Regions from separate parts of the Homo sapiens genome. Here region 2 is linked to region 1. A link is a contact called in ENCODE Hi-C or POLR2A ChIA-PET data. All regions are on one chromosome and are shown on one strand. Each heading gives the region's core, a stretch centred on a gene start or an enhancer-like site at or near the end of the contact. The rest is flanking DNA. Distances are from core to core; before and after follow the strand shown.

What was found. A loop is a pair of places that touch in the nucleus more often than their neighbours do. ChIA-PET counts read pairs that join two places held with the same protein, here RNA polymerase II (POLR2A). Pooled maps may share reads with other maps.
Region 2: a loop to region 1 is called in a map of psoas muscle, with 8 times the contacts of the local background. The contact joins two enhancer-like sites. A Hi-C loop is called at or near these places in 7 of 168 maps with a recorded cell type or tissue (A673, Caco-2, IMR-90 and 3 more) and 5 of 50 pooled maps. POLR2A ChIA-PET finds 5 or more read pairs at or near these places in 7 of 52 experiments (AG04450, Caco-2, H1 and 4 more).

Annotation. Positions count from the first base shown.
Region 1 is chr3:14,320,343-14,326,821 of GRCh38, reverse strand. No RefSeq gene overlaps it. Among named protein-coding and RNA genes, the nearest start is that of LINC01267, 29 kb to the left of the region's middle. RefSeq lists enhancers at 2,130-2,299, 3,289-3,882. Within about 2 kb of position 3,290, at least 6 of the 41 ENCODE cell types and tissues checked have a DNase peak (open chromatin) inside an H3K27ac peak, as active enhancers do; they include gastrocnemius medialis and psoas muscle, where a contact is called at or near this core.
Region 2 is chr3:14,286,160-14,292,951 of GRCh38, reverse strand. No RefSeq gene overlaps it. Among named protein-coding and RNA genes, the nearest start is that of LINC01267, 63 kb to the left of the region's middle. RefSeq lists enhancers at 463-1,163, 1,164-1,865. Within about 2 kb of position 3,711, at least 2 of the 41 ENCODE cell types and tissues checked have a DNase peak (open chromatin) inside an H3K27ac peak, as active enhancers do; they include gastrocnemius medialis and psoas muscle, where a contact is called at or near this core.

The DNA of each region.
Region 1 (6,479 bases), core at 2,041-4,540:
CGTTCTATGTGCTTATCAGCCAGATACCTTCTTTTGTATCTGTTCAAGTCTTCTGCCATGTTTCACAATTGGATTATTCATCTTTTCTTTTTTTTTTTTTTTATTTTTATGACGGAGTCTCGCTCTGTCACATAGGCTGGAGTACAGTGACGCTGTCTCGGCTCACTACAACCTCCGGCTCCTGGGTTCAAGTGATTCTCCTGCCTCAGCCTCCCGAGTAGCTAGGACTACAAGTGGGCACTACCAGGCTCAGCTAATTTTTGTATTTTTAGTGGAGACGGGGTTTCACCATGTTGGCCAGGGTGGTCTTGAACTCCTGACCTCAAGTGGTCTGCCCGCCTCGGCCTCCCCAAGTGCTGGGATTACAGGCGTGAGCCACCGAGCCTGGCCAGGATTATTCATCTTGTTACTGTTCATTTGTAGTTATTTATATGTTCTCAAATAAACCCTTTGTGACACACACACACACACACACACACACACACACACACGCAGAGTCAATATTGTTTCCCAGTCTTTGGTTTGCCTATTAGTTTTGTTAATGCTGTCTTTTAATGAGCAGAAAATTTGAACTTGGATGAAATCCAACTTATCCATTTTTTTTCTTTTAAAGTTAGTGCTTTTTGTGTCCTGACCAAGAAACCCTTGCCTCTCTAATGTTGCAAAAATATTAATGTGTTTCCTTTATAAGCTTGGCTTTGCTTTTTACATTTAGATCCATTTCAAATTGATTTTTGAATCAATTGCAGCAGTTGACATATATATTTTTTTCTATATCTATGTCTCATTGTTTCAGCACCATTAGTTGAAAGTGCTTTCCTTGGCCAGGCATGTTGGTTCATGCCTGTATGAGCCAACAGCTCCCACTTCCTTTTGGGAGGCTGAGGTGGGAGGATCACTTGAGGCCAGGAGTTTGAGACCAGACTGGCAACATAACAGGACTCTGTCTCTACAAAAACAAAAAAATTAGCCAAGTGTGGTCGTATGCACCTGTGATCCCAGCAACTTGGGAGGCTGAGGCAGGAGGATTGCTTGAGCCCCAGCAGTTGAGGCTGCAGTGATCATGATTGTCTCAAAAAGGAAAAAAAGTGCTTTTATTACCCTATTGATTTGACTTAATTTGCTTTGACTTATTGTTTTAAAATTATTTTTTAGTGGTTATAATCTTCTGTTGTATTTATATTTCACATTTGAAAAAAGGCTGCCCTCTCAGTGCCACCTCTGTGCAGATATCATGCTCAGGGCTGGGGAGAGTGTGGTGTTATGACAGCCCCTCCCTGGCCCTGTGGAGCTGACAGTCCAGCAATGAGACTGAGATTGCTGAGTCAAATAATGAGGTGGATATGGTTTCTCCCTCATGGAGGAGAAATTAATGGAAACCAATTGCTAGACGTGTGCCGAGGGAGGCCTTCCCAGGGAATATGTTAATGTGAATAAGATCTGAAGGTCTTAATGGACCACAAGCTCGAGACCTTCCTCCTGTACATCTCAGACCCTCTCCTCTGTTCTGTCTTGTTTTGGGATCTTTGGCTCATCTTTGAGAAAGGGTCAGAGCAGACAGAGAAAAATCTAGAGGTGGCTACAGAGCAGGGAGAGGGCTGGAGGTCCTGTCCTATGAAGAGCGGGAGACAGGTAGCTCTGAGGTCCAAAGGGCAGAGCCAGGACATTCCCATCTTCTAGATAGGCATAGGCAGGCAGACCTCAGCTCTAAGCAGGGAAGTTTTACCTGGGCATGCACTGTTCAACATCTCTATAGGATTCCAAGGGAGAGAGAGGTTTGTCCTGAACCTCAAGTCCCCTCTTCATTATGGTGTATTATTTGAAGGCTTTCCGAGGCTTCCAGTCCTCCACACCAAGTTCCTCTGACAATAATGGCCACCTTTGCCCTTGAGCTCTGTGGCCACTAGTCAAGGCCCTCAGATAGGGACCTGGCCCTTCCAGGCTATTTACTGGAAGGACGCTTTGGTTCCCCTTCACGCCCAGCAGCAGAGTGGGAGGACCCAAGAAAGCTCTGCGGAATGCGCCGCCAGCCCCTTGGCTCTGTCTGGAATTTCACGGGGACATTTTGCAGTCACTAAACTTAGCACCAGTGCCTATGGCTTCTGGGTAGGCCCAGGCATGCCAGGGGCTAAGAATGAATCACAGAGTGAGTTGTCAGGAAAAAATGTGATGGGCTGGGCTCTGGGGACACGTTTTACTGTGGGCAGGGGGCACGGTCCTGAGAGGGAGTCTCTGGGACCCCTGGGACTCCTGGGATCTCTCCCATCCTGTTCTCCTTGGCCCAGAGATGCAGCCCTTACCCCAGAAAAGGGTCTATGCTCCATGCTTTTGGGGCTGGGGTGTCTGGTCTATCATGTATTCCACAAATATTTATTGAGGGCCTACTATGTGTCAGCCACCCTGCCAACCCCTGAAGATTCTGTGGGGAATTTGGCAGACGTCGTCTTGCCCTATGGAGTTTAGATTCTCCTGGGGAGGACAGATGGGTTCAGACCAAGGGGGCTACGGGAGCTGAGAGGTGGAGTCCCAGGCAGGGGAAATCGAGGGGAGATTCCTGGAGGAGGCGTCTAAATGGAGACCTGGAGGTGGAGGAAGAGCTCAGCTGGGGAAAGGAAGGAAGGGTGGTTCAAGCCCTTGAGGAACTAGGAGCGGTTCCCTGACACCCGGCCCAAATGCTTCCCACCCTACCATGATGCCATTTGGACTTTTCGCCTGTTTCCTGGAGACTACGTCACATGAGAGAAAGAGGCCACTCTTAGGGGTTGGGCAGACTTGGTCTGGAATCCAAGCTCCCACTTTCTGTGTGACCCACAGTAAGCCAGCCTGCCTCTCTGAGCGTCAGTTTCCTCTTCTGTACAATGGGGGTAATAACGGGTCCTCCTTCCAAGGGCCAGAGTGTACCTAAGTGAATGTGCTGGGCACAGTGTCTAATGCTCTGCAGATTGTCGGTAAAGGGAGCTCTTCCAACCTGGCCTGCAGTTCCCATCCTCCATCAGTCTGTGAGTGCTGCCCCTTCTCCAAAGCCCTACCCAGGGACTGGCCCAGGAAGGCAGTGATACATGCTGCTGGGGCCAGGAAGCTTTGTTTTTCATGTAGTCCCGGGGCTGTGGCTTGGGAAGAAACGCCAGCTACGTGGGGAGGGTTGCCCAAGTGCCTGGATTGAAACCCTCGTCCCCTCACCAGCCCCGCCTGCCTCCCGGGGGGACAAAGAGAAGGTCAGCCTCTCTTCTGTGGCCAGCAGCTGTCAGTGACAGGACCCAAGTGCTGCCCTTGGTTTCTTTCTTCTATGCGGATGTGGCCCTGGTGGCTGCCAGCCCTCAGATGGACAGGAACAGCTTTCCGCTGCCCTCACTCCAGGGACGCGTATGCACCACTGACCCACATCTGCCAACCAGTCCCACAAGATTATGCAGGCAAGGGCAGGGGTCTGGGAGCCCCATTCCTGTCCTGTCTGCCTGTTTCAGGAGCTTCTCCAGGCCTGGGGGGTGGGGGATAAACCCCACCCAATGCTTGACCTCTTCCTGGACTGCCAGCCTCAGGAAATCCTGCCTATAATTTGTCACACATTCCCTTGGGGCTGCTAAGCTTTTATTTTTAGGATTTATTGAGCACCTCCTGTGTGACCCAGGGTCATCTCATGAATTACTCTACCCCATAACCTGGGGGCAGGGTCATCCCCATGGTTTAAAGACAGGGGATCATGGTGCAGAGAAGTGAGGTGGCCGCCTGAGGTCACACAGCCAGGAGAGGGTAAGCTGGGAATGGAATCCAGCCTGCTGACTCCGAAGCTCACTGACGCCAGGAAAGGACTCTGAACTCAGCAAGGGAACCCCTACCTGTTACAGACGAGAAAGCTGAGCAGCAGGGGGAAACTGTCAGCAGCCATGGGTGGCAGAGCCCGAGTTTGAACCCGAGCCTGTAAACTGAGACCAAGGACTCTAAGGGGACAGAGCCAGGTTGCCTGCAGGGTCTAGCAGTGGATACGGGCCAGATCTTGGACTCTGGATAATCCAGTTCAAATTCCATCTTGCCCTAGCACCGTGCAGCACACACAGTGAACGTGCAGTAAACATGGTAGAGTGGATGAAAGCGAGGCGGGAGTGAGGACGACCTTGTGAGTGCCCTTGATCTGGGTGACCAGAATGACACACTAATGAGCCAGGCTGCCTGGAGCTCTCTTATCTTCATATTCAAATGGCACCCCCCCTCCCCACCAATTCCTCTGGCCATGGTTGATTGGGTTAAGGGTTGGCACCAACTGGGTCAATCACAGTCCACCCTCCCTGGCCATGGAAGAGTGGCCCAGGCATAGACAATCTAAACTGGGCCAATGAGTCTCAGCCCAGGAATGTTTTTTTTAAAACTTGGGACACAGAAGGTTGAGTTCAGAGCCTATAAAATACAAAACTCAGGGGCCAGAGGCAACTATGTTTCCATTTATGTAGCAGCAGTGACGGTGACAGCAATAGTCTCCATTAGGATGGCTTTCTCCTGCAAGTCAGAACAAATCTGTCCCTCAATGGCTTAATAACTAAAGTTATATTTTCCTCATGTGACAAGACATCTAGAGACAGGTGACCACAGGCATTGGTTCGGCCACTCAATGAGGTTAGAACTGGAATTTTGTGGTTTTCTTGCCTTTCTCTTATGGGTATAAGATGGCTGCCTCTGCTCCAGTCATTACATCTGCATTCAAGGAAGGATAAAAAGGGGAAGGGCTAGGCCAGTTGTGTTCGACATTTTTTTTATCAAGGATACAAAAACTTTCCCAGAACTCATAGCAGGTGTCTGCTTACATCTCATGGCTGAGATGGTGAGGCTGGGAAAGAGCATCCTGCTGAAGAAAATCAGGGATTTTATTTTATTTTATTTTATTTTATTTTATTTTATTTTATTTTATTTTATTTTATTTTATTTTATTTTATTTTATTTTAGACAGGGTCTGGCTCTGCAGCCCAGGCTAGAGTACAGTGGTGCAATCATACCTTACTGCAGCCTCAACCTCTTGGGCTCAAGTGATCCTCCTATATCAGCCTCCCAAGTAACTGGGACCACAAGCATGCCCCACCATACCTGGTTAATTTTTTCATTTTTTTGTAGAGGTAGGGTCTCGCTCTGTTGCCCAGGCTGGTTTCCAACTCCTGGGCTCAAGTGGTTCTCCTGCCTCGACCTCCCAAAGTATTGGGATTACAGGTGTGACCCACTGCAGGGCTCGGCCAGGGCTCTTTTAAATGAGAAGGGATGCTAGGTGGGCAACCACCTGCCTCTGTCCTGTGGCAGTCTTCAAGGAGTAGCGATAAGGGATGGGGAGAGGCTTGTGGTGACATCTGGGTGGCTGATTCTAGATTTTGGCCCAAACTTTCCCTTGGATTCTGTGATTCCTTAAACACTACTTTTGGGCTAAGGTGGTGTAAATGGGTTTCCACACTAGCTCAAGAACTGCTCTGGATGCCAGGCCCATTGGCCCCTTCTGAGGACGGTGGCTGCCTAGGAATCTGTGCCCATCAGGGGCCATGATTTGGGTCATGATCTGGTCACCATGCCAACAGTGGGTGGCCCAGTAACCTAGGACCCAGGACCTGGCAAAATGACAGTCTCCTCTCATGGAGGGAAATGCAATGGGGTAGCCCAGCCCCAGGCTTCCCAAAGACAAAGGAAGAGGTCTCCAAAATGTGCCAATGTGCTGGGTGGCAGACAGCAGCCACTACCCACTCTGGTGGAACAAGAACTGTGAGAGACTAAAAGGGCCTCTCCGGGGAATGCAGGAGATGGGGCCACGCTCAGTTCTGTGAGATCATGTCAATCTTGGTGCTCCAGGCAGAATTGGCTTCATATGGGGATAACAGACTATAGAATTTGATGACCTGGGTCCAAAGCCTAGCTCGTGCAGAGTTAGCTCTCTGAACTTCAGTTTCCCCACCTGTCAAATGCGGCCAATAATAGTTCCCATCTCTGTTGGAGATTTAATGAAATGTAGTAAAGCACTTGGCATACTGTCTAGAACATGGTAAGTGCTTAAGAAATAGCAGTAGTTTCAGTAGTTTTCTAAAAAATTGTTTTTGTTTTAGAGACGGGGTCTTGCTATGTTGCCCAGGCTGGACTCAAACTCTTGAGCTCAAGTGATCCTCCTGCCTCAGTCTTTCGAGTAATTGGGACTAGCGGTGGGTAATAAATAATAGTTTTAATATTATGATTATCATAGGCCCTCAGGAAACATTTGTTAAAAGGAAGTAAAAATAAATTAGGTCCCAACATTAGCCTTGTCACAGCTTGGGGTCACAAATATGGACATGGTAGGGTGTTGCTGGGCTGGGCAGGAAGCAGTTAGTATTCCCCAGCTCTCCTGGGTAGGCTCTGGCTGAGGGCAGCACGATGACTTCACAGGCAGATGTTCCCTGTCTCCTCTTTCGGATGAATGACGGGCAGCATTTGCCACCATAACATGCTTCTGGAGGAGCTGCTGGACTGCCCCACATGGC
Region 2 (6,792 bases), core at 2,462-4,961, 34 kb after region 1:
GAAAACAGCATTCATGTCCTTGCACATCTCCGTGGGAGCTCTCAGGTGACCAAGTCTATTGTTAATGGGCAGTCATATTTGAAAGGAATATTTTTTTCCTGAGCAGTAGGTCAACAATGGGCTTAAAGTGTTCAATAAGCCATGCTGTAAACAGATGTGCTGCCACCCAGGCTCTGTTGTTCCATTTCTAGAGCACAGGCAGAGTAGATTTAGCATCATTCTTCAGGGCCCTACTGTTTTGGAAATGGCCAATGAGCATTGGCTTCAACTTAAAGTCATCAGCTGCACTAGCCCCTATACAAGAGAGTCAGCCTGTCCTTTGAAGCTTTGTAGTCAGGCGTTAACTTCTCCTCTCCAGCTATGTAAGTCCTAGATGGCATATTCTTCCAGTGAAGGCTGTTTCAGCTATATTGAAAACCTGTTGTTAGTGTTGCCACCTTCATCAATGCTCTTAGCTAGTAGATCTGGACAACTCGATGCAGTTTCTACATCAGCACTTGCTGCTTTTCCTTGCACTTTCATGTTACAGAAATGGCTTCTTTCCTTAAATCTCTAAATCAACCTCTGTTAGCTTCCAACTTTTGTTTTGCAGCTTTCTCTCCTCTCTTGAGCCTTCATAGAATTGATGAGTAAGGGCCGGGTGTGGTGGCTCACACCTGTAATCCCAGCACTTTGGGAGGCCGAGGCAGGTGGATCACTTGAAGTCAGGAGTTTAAGACCAGCCTGGCCAACATAGAGAAATCCCATCTCTAATAAAAATACAAAAATTAGCTGGGCGTGGTGGCACGTGCCTATAGTCCCAGCTACTTGGGAGGCTGAGGCAGGAGAATCACTTGAACCGGGAGATGGAGGTTGAGGTGAGCTGAGATTGTGTCACTGCACTCCAGCCTGGGCAACAGAGCGAGACTGTGTCTCAAAACAAACCAACAAACAAACAAACAAACAAACAAGAATGGATGAGTTACGGCCTTGCTCTGGATTAGGCTTTGGCTTAAGGGAATGCTGCGGCTGGTTTGATCTTCTGTCCAGACCACTCAAACTTACTCCATATCAGCAACAAGGCTGCTTCACTGTCTTATTGTTTGTGAATTCACTAGAATAACACTTTTAATTTCTTTCAAAGACTTTCCTTTGCATTCACAATTGGCTAACTATTTGGCACAAAAGGACTCACTTTTAGTCAGTCTTGGCTTTCGAGGTGCCTCCCTCACTAAGCTTAATCATTTCTAGCGTTTGGTTTAAAGTGAAAGATGTATGGCTCCTTCTTTCACTTGAACACTTAGAGGCCATCATTGGCCTAACTTCAATACTGTTGTGTTTCAGGAAATAGGGAGGCCTGGGGTGAGGGAGAGAGATGGAGGAACAGCCGGTTGGTGGAACAGGCAGAATACACATATTGATAGATTAAGTTCACGTCTTACATGGGCACAGTTCATGGTGCCCCTAAACGATTGCAATAGTAACATCAAAGATCACTGATCACAGATCACCGTAACAGATATAATAATACTGATAAAAGTTTGAAATATTCTGAGAATTACCAAGACGTGACACAGAGACACAAAGTGCACATGCACTGTTGAAAACAATGGCGCCGAGAGACTTGCTCAACACAGGGTTGCCAGAAACCTTCAATTTGTAAAAAACACAATGTCTTTGAAGTGCCATAAAGTGAAGCCCAATAAAACAATAAAGGCATGCCTGTCATGCAGATGCTAGGTAAACATTTGCCAAATTAATGAATGATGAAAGAGCCTTGTAAGCTGTAAAGTGCCATTCAAATTCCTTAGTCCAGCTAACAGCCGGCAGAAGCCAAACCAATTCATTGGAGTGCTCACATAGCAGATTTTTTAAAAGCGTGGCTTGAAGAAGGGAAGTAAAAGCTTGTCTGCAGCAGCGGCAGAGTCTGCAGGCCTCCCCAGAGGGTGGGGTGGACTGTGAGAAGGCCGTGGTCATTCAGCCTCCACTCACAGCCTCAGGAATGAGGACTCCCTGCCTCTGGAGGCAGTGGCTCCTTGGTCATCTAAACTCTCTCCCACCCCTGACTCCCATGCTGGCTTCATGTTTTTCTCCCAGGGTCAAAGAGAAGAGGATCCAAGCCAACAGACGGATATTCAGAAAGATGAGACAGGGGGAAGGTTAAGTCATCCCAGCCTTGAGAACAGAAAGAACAAGATGTTCAAAGCTCTCTGCAGAGCAAGCAAGGGGATAAGGAAAAGAGTGGGAAGTCATCTAGTGGAATATGAGAGAAATGTGGACAAAAGGAGAGGCAATCCGTGGAGAGAAAAAGCGGGGGAGTGGGGAAGGATGAAGCTGAGAGGGGCTCCTAAGCGTGGAAGGTGCTGACCTCTCCATTCTCACAAAGTGCGGTCATTCATCAACACCCTCTGTCAGACACCCGCCGTTTGGACTACAGTAGTGAGCAAGACAGACAAAAATCTCTGCCCTTGTGGAGCTTAAATTTTGGTGGTGGAGACAGAAAATAAGCAAGCAGAGGATGAAAGTGTATGAAAGCAGTAAGGACAATGCAGAAAGTTGAAGTAGAGTGAGGTGGTTGGAGGCACCAGGGGCTATTTTCCATCTAGGAGGTGACATTCATGCTGAGACATGAATGAGGATAAACAGCCAGTCAAGGAAAGATGAGGGAAGAGTGTTCCAGGAAGAGGAGTGGTGAGTGCAAAGTCCCTGGGGTAGGAATGGGCTTGGTGTGTTCAAGGGAAGGAGTAGAGTGAGCCCAGAGAGTGTGGCAGGGCATGAGTGGGACTGGGGGGCAGGGCGTCAGACACAGGATTTTTAGTCAGGGTAACAAATTGGAATTTTATTGTAAGTACATAGGGTTTCAAAGAAAATATCACATTCCAGTGTCCACACTGCCGGGGTGCTTTAAAAGTAGTGTTGAGAGAGAAATCAATCATTCATAGAGGGTTCGTTGTGAGCCAGGCTCTGGAGCAGGGTCTCTTGCAGCCTTTTTTCCATGTGATTCTTACTGGTAACAGAACTAGAAAGCCGCTGAGTTCAAGTCTGGCATGTGTTCTACTATAACACAACTTCACAGCCTTTCCTCAAATGAATGTGGATTCCTTACAGTTAATAAAGTGCTTTTATATGCACCTTACCTCATGCGCTCTTACAGAGTGCTGTCACCTCTTTGCAATGGCCTTTGCAATGTTTCTGAGACCTTGAATGATGAGTCACAGCTCTGCAGCTGTTCTTTATCCTCAGCTTTCAGCAGCTTCTCTCTAAACAGGATCACTATTGATGTGAACTCGGAGTTGGATACAGTCAGCATCCGTGGAAGTTAGAGGCAGGTCACTGTGAGCCCATGTGGTGTCTTTGCTCAAATCAGAAAATGACTCCCTTTGCTCAAGATACTTCTAGCTTCCAAAAAAGTTGTAATAATTATTTTGTTAGAGTGTCCTTTGCAGCCATCTGCAAATAAATTACCTCTTTATGTATGTGAACCTACACTATTTTTGATATGAGAGAGGCCCACTTAAATGCAGCGACCTTGTGGAAGGCAGAACCTGAATGACTTTCATGATTTTCTACACCCCTGCACAAAATGTTTAGAACAGCAAAGCTATGAGTCCACGCAGAAAGGGAATCCATCTGGAAATGGCCACACTAGGACATATGCATGAACACATGCGATACCCTGGGGGTGACCATGACTGTCCAGGTTTTCCTAGAGCTGCTCCCCTTCACAGGACATTCAGTTCTGGTTCCCTCTCCCACATCAGCATGCTCTCCACCCCTCTGTAACACTGCCCCCATCCTAGTCACATTATGCACCTGCTCCAGGGTATGAAATGGGTTGAGCAATACTGGGTCCTTTTACAGTTCTCCTGGGATTGTGAGATGAAGTCCCTGAACTGTGCCCTGGGAAAAATCCCCCACTGTGACCCTGGGTGGTATTGGTCTCCAACACTCACCACACCCACGTTCCCCTGTGTGGCCAGCACCACTTCTAATGCCAGGGGGCGCACCTTTGAATTCTTCCAGCTCCTAAATTTAGAAACATGGATTAAATCTAAATAAATGGATAGTTATGTAACTTCTTGTCCCTTTTCACTACCCCCTCCCCTTGGAATAATCAGCCTTAATCAGCTAATGATGGGGCCCTGAATACAACCCCAATCCCCTGGGAAGCTATTGGGCTTACATAAGGAGTGACATTGGCTGGTATGCTTTAAAATACATTCTCTCATTCTGTCTTCTCTCTCTTTTTTCTCTTTCTCAATCTCTCCTACTCACCCATACATTCTGACACAGACACACACACACACATGCACACACACACACTCTCACTCCCCCAAACATGTCCATCAAGTGCTGAAGATGCTTAGCTAGCCTGGGATCAACTATATGCAAGCTGAGAGAAAGGGTTTACTCCTCAGGAGGTTCAAACTTATCACCTAAAAATAAATCACCTAAATCTGTAAATGACAGCTCATGCAGGAAGGAAGGGGGCTCTTTGCCATAGAATTATAGACTGTTTGAGGAAAAAGGGAGGGTCATTTGAGAACTTCCTAATCATCAGAACTGTCCAGCAATGGAATGGCTACTCTCAGGAAACAGTGAGCTTCCCGTCACTGGAGGTGAGTAAGCAGAAGTTGGGGATAATGGATAAGGATTCTTGCAATGAGCAGAGGCTGAATGGTAGCTTTTATGCAGGATCTGCTATGTGCCAGAAACTGTGCTCTAAAGGTATCGTAATGAGATGACAAAAAAGATTCATCTCACATGCCAAATCCTACCTATTGGGAGTGGCTGCCTGGAGCTCTGGACATACAGAAGATTCTGAGGGTCAGTGAGAAAGAATATCTTGAATGATTAGCAGTGTCTGTCATGGCTGCAGGATAAGCGAACAGAAGGTATCGATATGCTATTTGCCAATGATTTATTTTACTGTTTATTAATCCCTTTGTTGACGAGGAAACCGAGATTCAGAGGTCTGCGGTTGGTAAGTGGCAGAGCCAAGATTTGGACCCAGTCTAGCCAAAACCAGTCTGTGCTCATGGCCACTATACTATTCTTCCCCTCAATGACGTGAGGAATGGCGCTGGGGCTGCGTCCCTCATTTGCAAATGCTGTTGGCATGTGAGTTTTAGCCTCTGAGCTGTGGGTTCCAGAAGGTCATCTACTGGATCTGAAGGCTGACCCAAGGAGAAGACACACGTGCCACTCTCTGAGCCAGGACAGACTCCCTCCGTCCACCACCCGGCTCTGACTCCCAGCAACACTGGGAAGTGGGCCTGCCATGGATGATCAACACTGGGAAGTGGGCCTGCCATGGATGATCAACACTGGGAAGTGGGCCTGCCATGGATGATCAACACTGGGAAGTGGGCCTGCCATGGATGATCAACACTGGGAAGTGGGCCTGCCATGGATGATCAACACTGGGAAGTGGGCCTGCCATGGATGATCAACCTCACAGCACAGATGAGGAAACCGGGGCAACCAAGTATAGGCCATCTCTCCTCCTTGGATCCTGTGCTTGGTGGCACGTGAAAGCCCAGCGTTCCTGGCCAGAGAGCACATTCGACAGCAAATGCAGTGCAGAGGGACCCAGCAGGCACCTTGAGCCACAGCAGCCACTTCTCAGCCCAGCTGCTTCCTGCCAGCTCCCTGAGGCCATTAGCACCATGCCATGAGTCTTCTGATCGGGTTTCAGGCAGCCCCCAGTTGCAGGTGGAAATTACCCCTCCCCAACCACGTGATACCCCACATAGACACCTGTCCCTCCAGGTCTCAAACTGCTGGTGCCACAGCCAGGTAACATCAGTACCTCCCTCCTCTCCTGCTGGCCTCTTTCCAACAATTTCTTACTTCCCTCTCATCAGTCTCCCATCCTTCCTGTGCCAGAGCCCTCTCAGCCCTATTGTTCAGCTTCTGTCCTTACCACTTCCTCTGGGGGAGATCTTTTACCCCAATCCTTGCTAAGAAACAAAGCAATCAGGAGAACAGAGAAGATTTCAAATGCCAAGAACTTAAGCATGCAAAGTCCTAGAACAAGAAGGGGAACGTAACATGGGGCTGGTCCCTGTCCCAACCTTCCACTCTCTCCTTTGGTTCAACCTTCCACTCTCTCCTTTGGTTAGGATGGGGACATTGGCCGAGCACGGTGGCTCACGCCTGTAATCAACACTTTGGGAGGCCAAGGTGGGTGGATCACCTGTGGCCAGGAGTTTGGACCACTCTGGCCAACATGGAGAAACCCCGTTTCTACTAAAAATACTAAAATTAGCCTGGCGTGGTGGTGGGTGCCTGTAATCCCAGCTACTCAGGAGGCTGAGACAGGAGAATTGCTTGAACCCGGGAGGCGGAGGTTGCAGTGAGCAGAGATTGCACCCCTGCACTCCAGCCTGGGTGACCCAGCAAGACAATGTTTCAAAAAAAAAAAAAAGATGGGGGACACTGAAATCACAAAGGCAAGGCCTACACATTAAGGCCACTCAGGACCATGGCTGGGACCTCAGAGTTAAATAATCCACAGGGAATGGCTGTGACCTCAGAGTTAAATAATCCACAGGGCATGGCTGCTTTTGTATTCTGTCAGATGGTGCCTGAATTGTGCAAGGCAGAAGGTAGGAGCCATGGCCGTGGAGGCGAGGAACAGAGATGGGGTGTCTCCTCCCTGCTGAAATTTAACCTTGGTTCCTCTTCAAAGTGTCAAAGACTTTTACTGATGCTGCAGGAGTGCCTCCACGTTTAAGATAAACCCCAAGGTTCACCCTTCCAAAAAGATAAGTCGAGGGTTGGAAGAGGTTTCTGGTTGCAACAGAGGTA